Regions from separate parts of the Mus musculus genome. Here region 1 is linked to region 2. A link is a loop called in an ENCODE intact Hi-C map of the cell type or tissue named here. Cell type or tissue: heart. All regions are shown on one strand. Each heading gives the region's core, and the rest is flanking DNA. Links, peaks and the distances in the headings are about the cores only. Region 1 has its middle 9.2 kb from the start of Gm31718. Region 2 overlaps Gm31718 (a long non-coding RNA gene).

Region 1 (5,378 bases), core at 290-5,289, 110 kb before region 2:
CCTCCCTCCTTCCCTCCTTCCCTTCCTACCTGCCTGCTTGCCTGCCTTTTGTTTCTTTTCTGAGACAGGGTTGGTTTCATGTAGCCCAGGCTATCACTAAACTCCTGATCTCTCTTCTTCCACCTTCTGAATGCAGGGATGATAGGTACCTACCATCACACTTGACTAGTTTCTTCCTCCCATAGGCAGATGGGATGGCCAGGCATGCTAGGAGGCTGAGGCAAATGAATTGTAAAGGGTTAGCTTAGGCTACACAGTGAGTTCAAGGGCCAGCCTGGTTTTAAGAGTGAGGCCCGGTCTCAGCCATCACCTCCACCCTCACAAGAGAGATGCGTGTGAGAAGGCCGAGGGAATCCACAAGTTGCCCACATCTTTCTCCCAAGACTTAGGCTGACAGCACTGCCCTCCCACCTAAGGAGATCGCAAGGAGATAGGCTGTGGCTCCTAAGGAATTTGCTGTGGGAAAAAATATTTCTCCAAACGATGACCAGGAAATATTGTCCTGACCAAGGTTGCTGCATGTGCTATCTTGGAAGCATGAGCTGAGGACTGAGTGCTATGTGATCTTCAACAGGGCCCAGTTCTCAGGCTCAGAACAGCCACCCCACACAGGCCACTAAGACCTCACTATCTCCCTTGGTTTACATTGCCATGCTCTCCTGTAGGACAGCCTTGACCTTGAGCAGGACCTAGGCTGGCTGGCTCAGCCTGTATGGAGGTGGGAGGCCACTCTCTGCTGACTCAGACCTGGCCTAGGGCAAGTTCATGCCTCCAGCCTGTGAGTAACACACTGGTGTTTCAGCTTCAAAGGCCTTCCCAGGATTAACCAATTAGTCACCCAGGAGAGCCACAGTGCGGGTTACTGTTGTCTTCACTAGGCTGGAACTGAGGGAGGGAGGGAGTAGGATCTCACTGCAGAGCAGCAGCAGCAATGAGGTGTAGGGTGTCCCACAGCGTGGGAGGGACAGGATGAGGCAAGATGGAGTTGGAGCTGATCACTGAATGAGAGTGAGAGACCTGGGGGAAGTCTCCGGGTCGGGGAGTGGGGGTTCTGGAGAGTCATGGTTCCATGCAAGGAACATCCTTCTTGGGACTGGGGAGATGGCTCAGCAGGTAAAGTGTTTGCTATGTTAGCTTAAGGACCTGAGTTCAGATCTTCCACAGATTACAGATCTTCCACACCCATATAAAAAGCTGGGCTTGTTGGGTCACATGCCTGTGACCCCAGAGCTGGGGCTGAGACATGGAAGACAAGAAGAGCTTTAGAGCTCTCTGCCCAGCTAGTTTAGCCAAAGCAGTGATGTCTAGGTTCAGTGAGAAAGTGTTGCACAGTAGAGAAAGGCTCTAAAGTCAGTGTCTGGCTTCCATCCACACACGCACACAGATGAACACACTTAAACACACACACATGCACAGATGAACTCATTTGTACACACACATACACACACTCATACAGATGAACTCACACACAGATGAGCTCACACACTCTCACACACAGATGAACTAACTCACACACACACACATACACAGATGAACACACTTACACATGCACAGTTAAGTTATACCCATAAGCATACACTGACACAGATGAACTCACACACACATGCATGCACTCTCACACACACATACACACAGATGAACTTACACATATACACACCTACACACATGCACACACACACATACAAGCATACACACACAGGTACTCACACATGCACACACACACACATGCACACAGACATGCATGCCCGGACACACATGCATGCATGCACACACATGTGCACACACAGATGAACTCACTTCCACACACACTCACATGCAGAGGAGGGAGGAAGAGGGGGTGTTGGTAGGGGAACTGGCCCATGAGGGCCACCATGTGTTCTCACCATTGCAGCCCAAACTTATCCTGCCCTTCTGAGCCTTCCTGGCAACTGTAGCAGGAATCTTGGAACAGTTTTTGGTGTGTGTGTGTGTGTGTGTGTGTGTGTGTGTGTGTGTGTGTGTCTGAGAGGGGGGGGGAGGGGAGGGGGAGAGAGGGAGAGAGAGAGATTCTTTTGGTGCAGGGAGAAACTTTTGAACCTTTGAGAGAGTATTTCACATATCCTAGGCTGACTTTGAACTTGCTCTGTCTGTAGATGGCCATAGTCTTGAATTCTTGATCCTTCTGCCTTCACCTCCTGAGTGCTGGGATTACAGGCGTGTGCCATCACATTCAGTTGAGTGTGAGGATTTGGGGACTGAGGGATCATAAAGACCTGCCACTCAAGTATCTTGCACATAACTATTGTAATATGGCCACACATGTGTCCCCCTCAGGTACGTAGTGAAGAAGGTGGGGTTCTTAGAGGAAAGTTAGTGTCTTGGAAGCTGATCGGACAAGCCCTTCTGTGAAGTCTCTCCACAGCTGCTTTTTATAACCTTGGCATCAGCATGAGCTTGGCAATGCCAGCACAGTGTAGCTGGAAAATATTTTCTGCCATTTGAAAACACACACACACACACACACACACACACACACACACACACACACTTGGAAAGGGGAAGAAGGGGGGAAAAGAACCCAGCCAACAACAAACAGAAGTTGTGAATGGTACAGAATGTCTTTGTGGAGTGCTTCCCACCCCCATTACTGCTCCAGTTCATTTTCTCTGCTGCCGATTTTAGAAGGTCAGAAGTCATTGTTGTTGTTAGGCTTTGCCAGTAGAAATGTAACTCTAAGAGAAGAGTCATGTCATAGGCTGTGGCCAGAAAGCCTTTGGAAAGCTGCTCTGGTGGGAGGTACACCTTTATCTGTGAACAGAACCCAGGTATTTTCTGGTAGGTGCTCTAGGGTGGGCCTGCCTCTCAGGAACTCAGGCTAAGGGAATCTCCAAAGCGCCCCCTAACAGGAAAAAGGGTTGATGCACCAAGCTGTCAGCTGTTCCATGTGACTCAGAAACAGAGTCCCTGTTGTTGACGGCAACCCGTAGAGAGGTCTAGATAAGGCTAAACTTGCCCGCTCACAAACTCCCTAACTTGGAAGAAGTGAAAGCTAGGAAGGACAGTAGCCAGGTCAGTGGTCTGAGCTTTGAGACTCTAGCAGGTTGAACATTTGGTTGACCTGGAAGACTGGAGGAGGCAGGTAGGGTCCTGTGATCTCCTCTGGCAGTTTCAATGACAATCAAAGTGAAGAACACAGCTGATTGACATTTCTAATGCCTGAGCTTAGGACCAGCCATAAAAACCCAAAGCCCAGCAAGGTGCCTGCAGCATAGTCAGCCATTGGTATGGAGGATGGCCCCACCATCTCTCTCTCTCCTCTCTCCTGTTATTCTCCATGGCTGGCCATTCCCAGAGGGAGGGGGACACTGTGGACCGGAGTCATCTCTGTCCACAGAGCTGGAACTGGGATGGTTGCTCCAAACGCTGTGTGTGTTTGTAGATAGTTGTGTGAGACCCAGGATTAAAGGCAGCTCTAGTAAGTCCAGTCCCAGAATCAGCCCCCGAGATGCTGAGCTGCCTGCACCTAAGGTGACTGTGATGGTTTGTATATGTTTGGCTCAGGGAGTGGCACTATTAGGACTGTGTAGATTTGTGATCCCAGCATGGAGGCTGAGGAGGAAGCAGGGGAAGGGAGATGCCTGGGGTGGATGCCGTTCTAGCTGAACTGATGAGCTTTGTTACAGAACCAAAACTGTGCAGAGTGATAGAGGAAGACACTGGGCACCAACTTCTGGCTCTTCATGCATGTGCATGAATATGTCCACATGCCCACACGAATATGCCCATATACGCCACATACATACACATATGAAGCAACAACAATTTTGCTGAAAGGACCCTGATATAGATGTCTCTTGTGAGACTAGGCCGGGGCCTAGCAAACACATAAGTAGATGCTCACAGTCAGCTATTGGATGGAGCACAGCGCACCCAATGGAGGAGCTAGAGAAAGTATCCAAGGAGCTAAAGAGATCTGCAACCCTGTAGGTGCAACAACATTATGAACTAACCAGTACTCCGGAGCTCTTGACTCTAGCTGCATATGTATCAAAAGATGGCCTAGTTGGCCATCACTGGAAAGAGAGGCCCATTGGACACGCAAACTTTATATGCCCCAGTACAGGGGAATGCCAGGGCCAAAAAAAATGGGAATGGGTGGGTAGGGAAGTGGGGGGGGGGTATGGAGGACTTTTGGGATAGCATTCTAAATGTAATTGAGGAAAATACGTAATAATAAAAAATATTTTAAAAAATGAAGCAACAACAAAAAATACCAAGTGTATGCTCTATCATCTATGCATGCTCCTTCATATATGTATGCTCCATCATCTATACTCCATCATATGTATGCTCCATCATATATGTATGCTCCATTATATATATATGCTCCATCATGTGTTTGCTCCATCATCTATGCATGCTCCATCATCTATGCATGCTCCATCATCTATGTATGCTCCATCATCTATGCATGCTCCATCATATATGTATGTTCTATCATATATGTTCTATCATATATGTATGCTCCATCATATATGTGTGCTCTATCATATATGTATGCTCCATCATGCATGCTCCATCATATAGACTTTTGGAGACAATTCTTTCTGAGTAGCAGGTAGTAGTGGGTAGTAGGATTCCTGAGTTCAATTCCCAGCAACTACATGGTGGCTCACAACCATTTATAATGGGATCTGATGCCCTCTTCTGGTGTGTCTGAAGACAGGGACAGACAGTGTACTCACACAAATAAACAAACAAGTACATCTTAAAAAAATCTTTCTTCGTGCCGTGTGTGTGGTTCCCATCCAGAATCCAGCACTCTGGAGGCTGAGGCAGCAGGCTAGAGCAGACATTTGAGGCCACCCTGGACCACAGTGGGAGTTAAAGACTTGCCTGGGTTATATATAGCAAGGCCCCATCTCAAAAAACAACAATAACGTTTTTTTTTTAAAGGATGGGGTGGGGTTGGGTGAGAAGGGACAGCCACTGCTGTCTGAGTCCCTCAGCGCTGTCAGATTGCTAAGTCAGCTTTTCCAGCAGATGGCTCAAACAGAGAGGGCATTGGGGGACAGGCACTTATTTCCATTCGGCACGCATGGTCTGCCTGAGACCTCTCTGTCCTCTGGGCACAGCTTCTGACAATTTGGAAAGACTCAGGAAATGAACTAGAATTTTTTAAATTCCCTCCTCTTCCTTTTCCAAGTCAGAGATGCCTTCCTGAAAGAGACAAAACAAAAGACCTGTGACTGCCTTCCGATGGAGAGGCTCATTCTGTATGGTGGGCTCAGGATGGCCCTCCTGGTGGACGTGTAGGAGAGGCATAGGCCATAGGAAGAGGCAGTGGGGGCCCGGAGACAGCTGTGGGCACTGAACACTCAGACAGTGACAGATATGCA
Region 2 (5,378 bases), core at 107-5,106:
GGAGAAGGAGGAGAAGAAGGAGGAGGAGAAGGAGGAAGAGGAGAAGGAGGAGAAGGAGGAGGAGGAGAAGGAGGAGGAGGAGAAGGAGGAGGAGAAGGAGGAGAAGAAGGAGGAGAAGGAGGAGGAGGAGAAGGAGGGGAAGAAAAAGGAGGAGGAGAAGGGGGAAGAAAAGAGGAGGAGAAGGGGGGAAGGAGGAGGAGAAGAAGGAGGAGGAGGAAAAGGAGGAGAAGGAGGAGGAGGAGAAGGAGGAGGAGGAGGAGAAGAAGAAGGAGGAGGAGGAGAAGGAGGAGAAGGATGAGAGGAAGAGGTTGAGTCTGAGTCTGAGTCTGGGGTGATGAGCCCTTGAGGGGTGCTGGCTAGGGAATAAAGAGAATGTGAACATTCTGGTGGTTTGCTGAGAGTGGACAGAGAAGCCAACAATGGTGGGTGTTTGGATTGGATGATGGCCAGAGTGTGCCCACACAAGTTCATGCTTTAGAAGTTTGCTCTTCAATGGAGATTAATCATTTCACCCAGTCCCTGCCTGACTCCACAGCTCTTCCAATACTCTCCCACACCCCAGACTTACTCACTGCCCAAGCCTGCAGACCAGACCTAATGGGAGATGAGTGGTCAGCGGTGGTCTTGCCTGAGAGAGATATTAGTGTAGTTCTCCTGATAACCTTCTTGGTTCTTGAGAGATGATTTTTAATAAAGGAGAAAGACTGGTCCCTCTCCCATTTCTTTCTGTCTTTCCATGTGATTTTCCCTTGATGTCATCTTCTGTGATCTGGCATGCTCAGGGAGCCTTTTCCAGAGCTGACACTATGCTCTTGAACAACATTGTGTGAAATAAACATTTTTTTTTTAAATAAAGTACCCTGGCATCGGTATTTTTGTTATAACAATAGAAAATCGACTCATACAAAGGTAGACTAGAAAATTGAATAAGGCCTGGTAAGCCACCTTAGGTTGGTAAATGGTACAGGTATGGCAGAAAAACAAAGAACACACTAAAGGAGTCCTTCCTGCCTTGGAGATTGACTGCAACAAAGTTACAGAACCAGTCTCTGGACAGAGGAATGCCTTCCAACGGGGAAAGGGTTTTGTGGACAGGGACTAGGGGCAGATCTCAGCAGTGACCTTCCCCAGCTTCATTTTCTCTCTCATGGACACTGTATTTCTGGTGTCCAACCACCACACACTTTTGGGGACCATTGATCCCAAGGGCAAAAGGAGTTGGAGGATGGCATGGCTCTCAGCACATGGCGTTCTGGCCTCTGTGCGTTGCCTGGGGGAAGACAGAGATGTAGTAACAGCTCTCTCTGGTGATCTCAGCTCTGGGGACACAGGTCAAATTTGGAAACCATTCTGCAAACACACATAGGCCCCAGTGAATGTCTTTTTTCTAGGACAGAGGTTGTAATACATGCGTACTGTTTTGATGAAGTTTATCGTCAGAGGCTTGACAAGTGGGTGTAGGGATAACAGAGCCAAAAAAAAAAAAAAAAGGAAAGAAAGAAAGGAAGAAGGAAAGGAAGGAAGGAAGGAAGGAAGAAAGGAAGGAAGGAAGGAAGGAAGGAAGGAAGGAAGGAAGGAAGGAAGAAAATCAGGATAGTTTCTCATTTGGGGACAGAAAGCTAAGCTAATAAAGGTCCCAAGCTAAAGGGGAATGACTAGAGGGGACAATGTGGGACCATTTTGGAGAAAGTGCAGCTCCATTTGCTCAAATACGTTTTACTGAGGAAGCCACCAGCCACAACAGTGTGAGCGGCCATCATTACAGAGTTGCTCCCCAGACTTCCCCTCGTCTACTCACCCATGTTTGCCAAGTACCAACCTCGGGCTGTTATTGGCATCCCACCACAGTCCTGTGAACACTACATCTGGTGCAGGTTTGTATGTACCCAGACCACTTTGCCTATGACCTAAACAAAAGTGTCTCTAGCTGCTCATCACCATCTCCTAAAGGTAATGGAAGGATGGCTCCTCATTCTCTCCCTGCCTTGGACCATGGCCTCTGAGAGGGTACTGGTTCCTTTGTCCCTGAGAAATGAGTAGTCCAGCCAATGCCTTTTATGACCTGCAACTTGGTCCCTATACTCTGGCTTCTATGGATCTGACAGGGAATGGTCAGCTGTAAGGATTTAAAAGAAAAAAGCTCTGGAGCTGTATGTGTGCATGCTCTAGGGGGCATGTGAGTGCCAATTGGGGTTCTGGCCAGGTCTCTTGAGAACTGTGGGTGCCACACACACATGGTTTGGTTGAAGGACAGAGGACAGAAGGGGCGGGGTGTTTGGGGGAAGAACAAAACGTTCATCCCGTTTAGCTTCCAGGAACATGAGGGTCAATGTGTAAAAGATGAAAGTCATCCCTTGCCAGCGAACCTCACCGATTGCACAACTTCCTACAACCCAGCTTTGGAGCTGGCCCTTGAAGAGAATGTCCCAACCTAGTGGCAATGGATTCAGGAACTTGGGGAGATGATGACATTCGTTCAGAGGTTGTGGTCCTCTGAGCCAGGTCACTTCTCCTGGCTCTGCTGCCTGTCACAGCCTAATAATAGCCATGGGACACTTTGGAACTTTAGAGTGACTGTGTTTAGCCCTCACGTTGGTGTGGACTGTCATGACATGGAGGACAAATGACGAGGATCAGCCAGGCTGCTCCCTGTGAGCACCTGCCAGCTACTGCATGTACAGTCAACAGGGCTTTTGACTTAATCTTCACTGCAGCCTGAAGAGATAATGATTTGGTTAGATCTTGGCCAGAGGGAAAGTTGCTCTCTCTCTCTCTCTCTCTCTCTCTCTCTCTCTCTCTCTCTCTCTCTCTCTCTCTCTCTCTGTGTGTGTGTGTGTGTGTGTATTAGTGAAGTTTAATGGTGTAGCAGAGTCTGCTATAATCCTTGATTTGTGTTATCTTAGATTATTTCAGCATCCACAGGACGGGGAATAAGGCTGAATGTAGACCTCAGGGACCCATCTTGGCCTCTGTGGGTGCAGAGGTGACATATATGTGTACCTTAATAGCAGAGGGGAGTCACTAATCTGCCACAGATACATCTTGTCTCTAGAGGTTAAAGGGGACAGTTTCAGAATACCCACTATGACTCCTGCCTTGTCTCTTTGCTCTTCCAAGGTCATCCTGCCTTGGGTTGATGGTGTTAACTAGGCCCCAACATGTAAAGGGGCTCACACAAATCCATGGGTGAATGTCTCCTAAATGAGCTGCTCAGGGGACTATTTCTGAATACACTGAGGAATGGGGAGGGGGTCAGCGGTATCTCCCGGGATGACAGTAGCTCTGAACACACTGGAGAGGACCCTGGCTCTTTGTGAGCTGTGTGTGCATGGTCAGTCATAGAAAGTAGGGTGAAGGCTGAGCAGCAAATATGGAGAGGACCAAGAATTCATCATGCAGTAGGATGGGGGAACCTGGGTCTGTCCCTAGTGTAAGGAGACAAAAGAAAGGTTTCTCCCAGACAAGAGCAGTGGGAATCAAGTAGCAGACAGAGAAGGCACCCAGTAGGAAAGGCCCCAGAGCTCACTTGGCCATGATGTCATGGTAGAGAGCTGCCAGCCTGCAGATGAGGCACTTGCCACCTGTCAACCGGGTGATTGATGCCTGCCTGAAAGGGTGAGGGCATGGGTGACAGAACTCGCCCTTTGCCTTTTCACATGAGGTCCTAGGGTAAATATGTCTTGGGACAGGTAGAATGTGAGGAAAGAGACACTGAGCTGTTAAGTCACAGGTGTGGGCCTCGGGTCACAGAAAAGCAGGGAGCCTGATGGTCTGGCAGGCCTGAAGGCTACTGGAAACAGAGGGTGGGAACCGGGGTAGCCAGGGAGGAAATGCCCTCGTCTCACAGGTTTCTTGAGAAGGAAAGTCTGGGCTGTTCTGAAGGGGAACTTAGAGACCAGGGACCGGATGTGAGCAGGGGACCAGGAGGAGGGAGGAACAATGGCCATTCTTCCACCACAAGCTGAACTTCCCCGAAACAGGAAGGGCCTGCCAGGAGGGGAGGGTCAGGCTGAGGGACAGGAAGGAAGGGGCCTGAGGGAAAGCCAAAGGCCTGTGTACTGTGTTTGGAATTCACAGGCCCCTGTCTGCAGGTCCCCAAAACAGTCAGCAAACTCAGTTCACACTGTAGGGTGTGACTTTCCCAGGCTCTGCTGCCTTCCCCTCTCCCTCTCAGGGCCTCCTCAGGACCCTGATGTGAGGCCTTGCAGGGCTTCTCAGGGCCTGGTTCTTGCATGCTGAATGAGTGTTTGTTTTTCAGGTCCCTGACACCTACGGTCTTCACACATGGGGAGGAGGAGTTTCCAGAAAAAAAACAAAGGAAGGTGGCCAAAGTAACCAAGGCACACAGCCTCCTCCTCTTTCGAAAAGACGCCTATCTCCAAAACAATCTCGGCCGCCCATTAAACAACACTTGTTCGGGACAGAGGAAGGGCAGCATGCAGGATCGCTGGGCTTTCCAAAGAAAACACTCCCGGTTGTCCGGCAGGCAACAATGAACAAAAACCTGAATGGCATTCACACAAGAGGGTGGGGAGCCTGGGCCAGGCCCTCAGGGTCCTTGGGTGTCAGTACAGGGCTCCTAGGACAGGAGCCACCTCCAGCACACACAGGATCCTCACCCAACAGGGACACAATGAGCAGGTGCTCCTCTGGAAGCCACAGAGAGGCCTTTGCAAGGAATAGCATCGGCCAAGAGTGTGCTCCTGGACTTCTAATCTCAGATGATACGTGTTCCTCAACGTGTTGTTCAAGCTACCTAGCTTCAGAGGTATTGCTGTAGCTTTCTTAGTAGAACAGCATGTTATCCATCAGGTCTAAAAGATGAAAGGGTCAGGAATACCACACACTTTCCCACGTGGCCATTGACGAGTTGGTGTCAAGGAAACAGAGAGGAGAATGGTTGTTATTATGGGCTGGGGGAAGGAGAGGGTAGTTAACCAGGCTAGGGAACAGGTGGGAGAAGTCACTTCTAATGTTTTGTAGCATGCTACAGTCACTATGGTTGAAAACAATGCATCAGGAGATACATTGTTTTATAAAGGAGATACATTGTAGCTTAGAAAGGAGATACATTGTAGCTTAGAAAGGAGATACATTGTAGCTTAGAAAGGAGATACATTGTAGCTTAGAAAGGGGAAGGTTTTCAAGGGTTCTTGTACACAGAAATGATAAATGTTTTATGTGATATGTAGGCCAATTGCCCTGGTGTAATTTTTACACCATGTATACAGGTATGGCAACATGTTATGTCTCATTCATATATACAGCTAGTATTGTCAATTCAATAAATATTAAAATGGGGGGAGGAGTGAAGTCTCTGGGGCCAAAAAGCCCTTCCCTCAAGGCCACACTGAATATCCCGATTGCTCGCTGGTCCT

Evidence for each region. Hi-C counts contacts between places; a loop is a spot of excess contacts. Peaks named below come from ENCODE experiments on the same cell type or tissue, not always from the same donor. Only the 100,000 strongest peaks of a DNase experiment are listed, where the experiment ranks them.
Region 1: a loop joins it to region 2, with 6 times the contacts of the local background. A loop is called at or near these places in 3 of 42 quality-filtered maps.

What each region holds. Positions count from the first base shown.
Region 1 is chr8:126,914,867-126,920,244 of GRCm38, reverse strand. No RefSeq gene overlaps it. Among named protein-coding and RNA genes, the nearest start is that of Gm31718, 9.2 kb to the right of the region's middle. In heart, for the core only: a CTCF peak has its summit at 2,872; DNase peaks (open chromatin) are centred at 774, 2,474, 2,864 and 4,994; H3K27ac peaks cover 2,585 bases.
Region 2 is chr8:126,804,594-126,809,971 of GRCm38, reverse strand. Gm31718 (a long non-coding RNA gene) reads left to right here. Exons shown (of 8, transcript XR_879375.3): 8 at 4,259-5,265. Among named protein-coding and RNA genes, the nearest start is that of A630001O12Rik, 42 kb to the left of the region's middle. In heart, for the core only: a CTCF peak has its summit at 2,173; DNase peaks (open chromatin) are centred at 2,401, 3,181, 3,981 and 4,391; H3K27ac peaks cover 2,901 bases.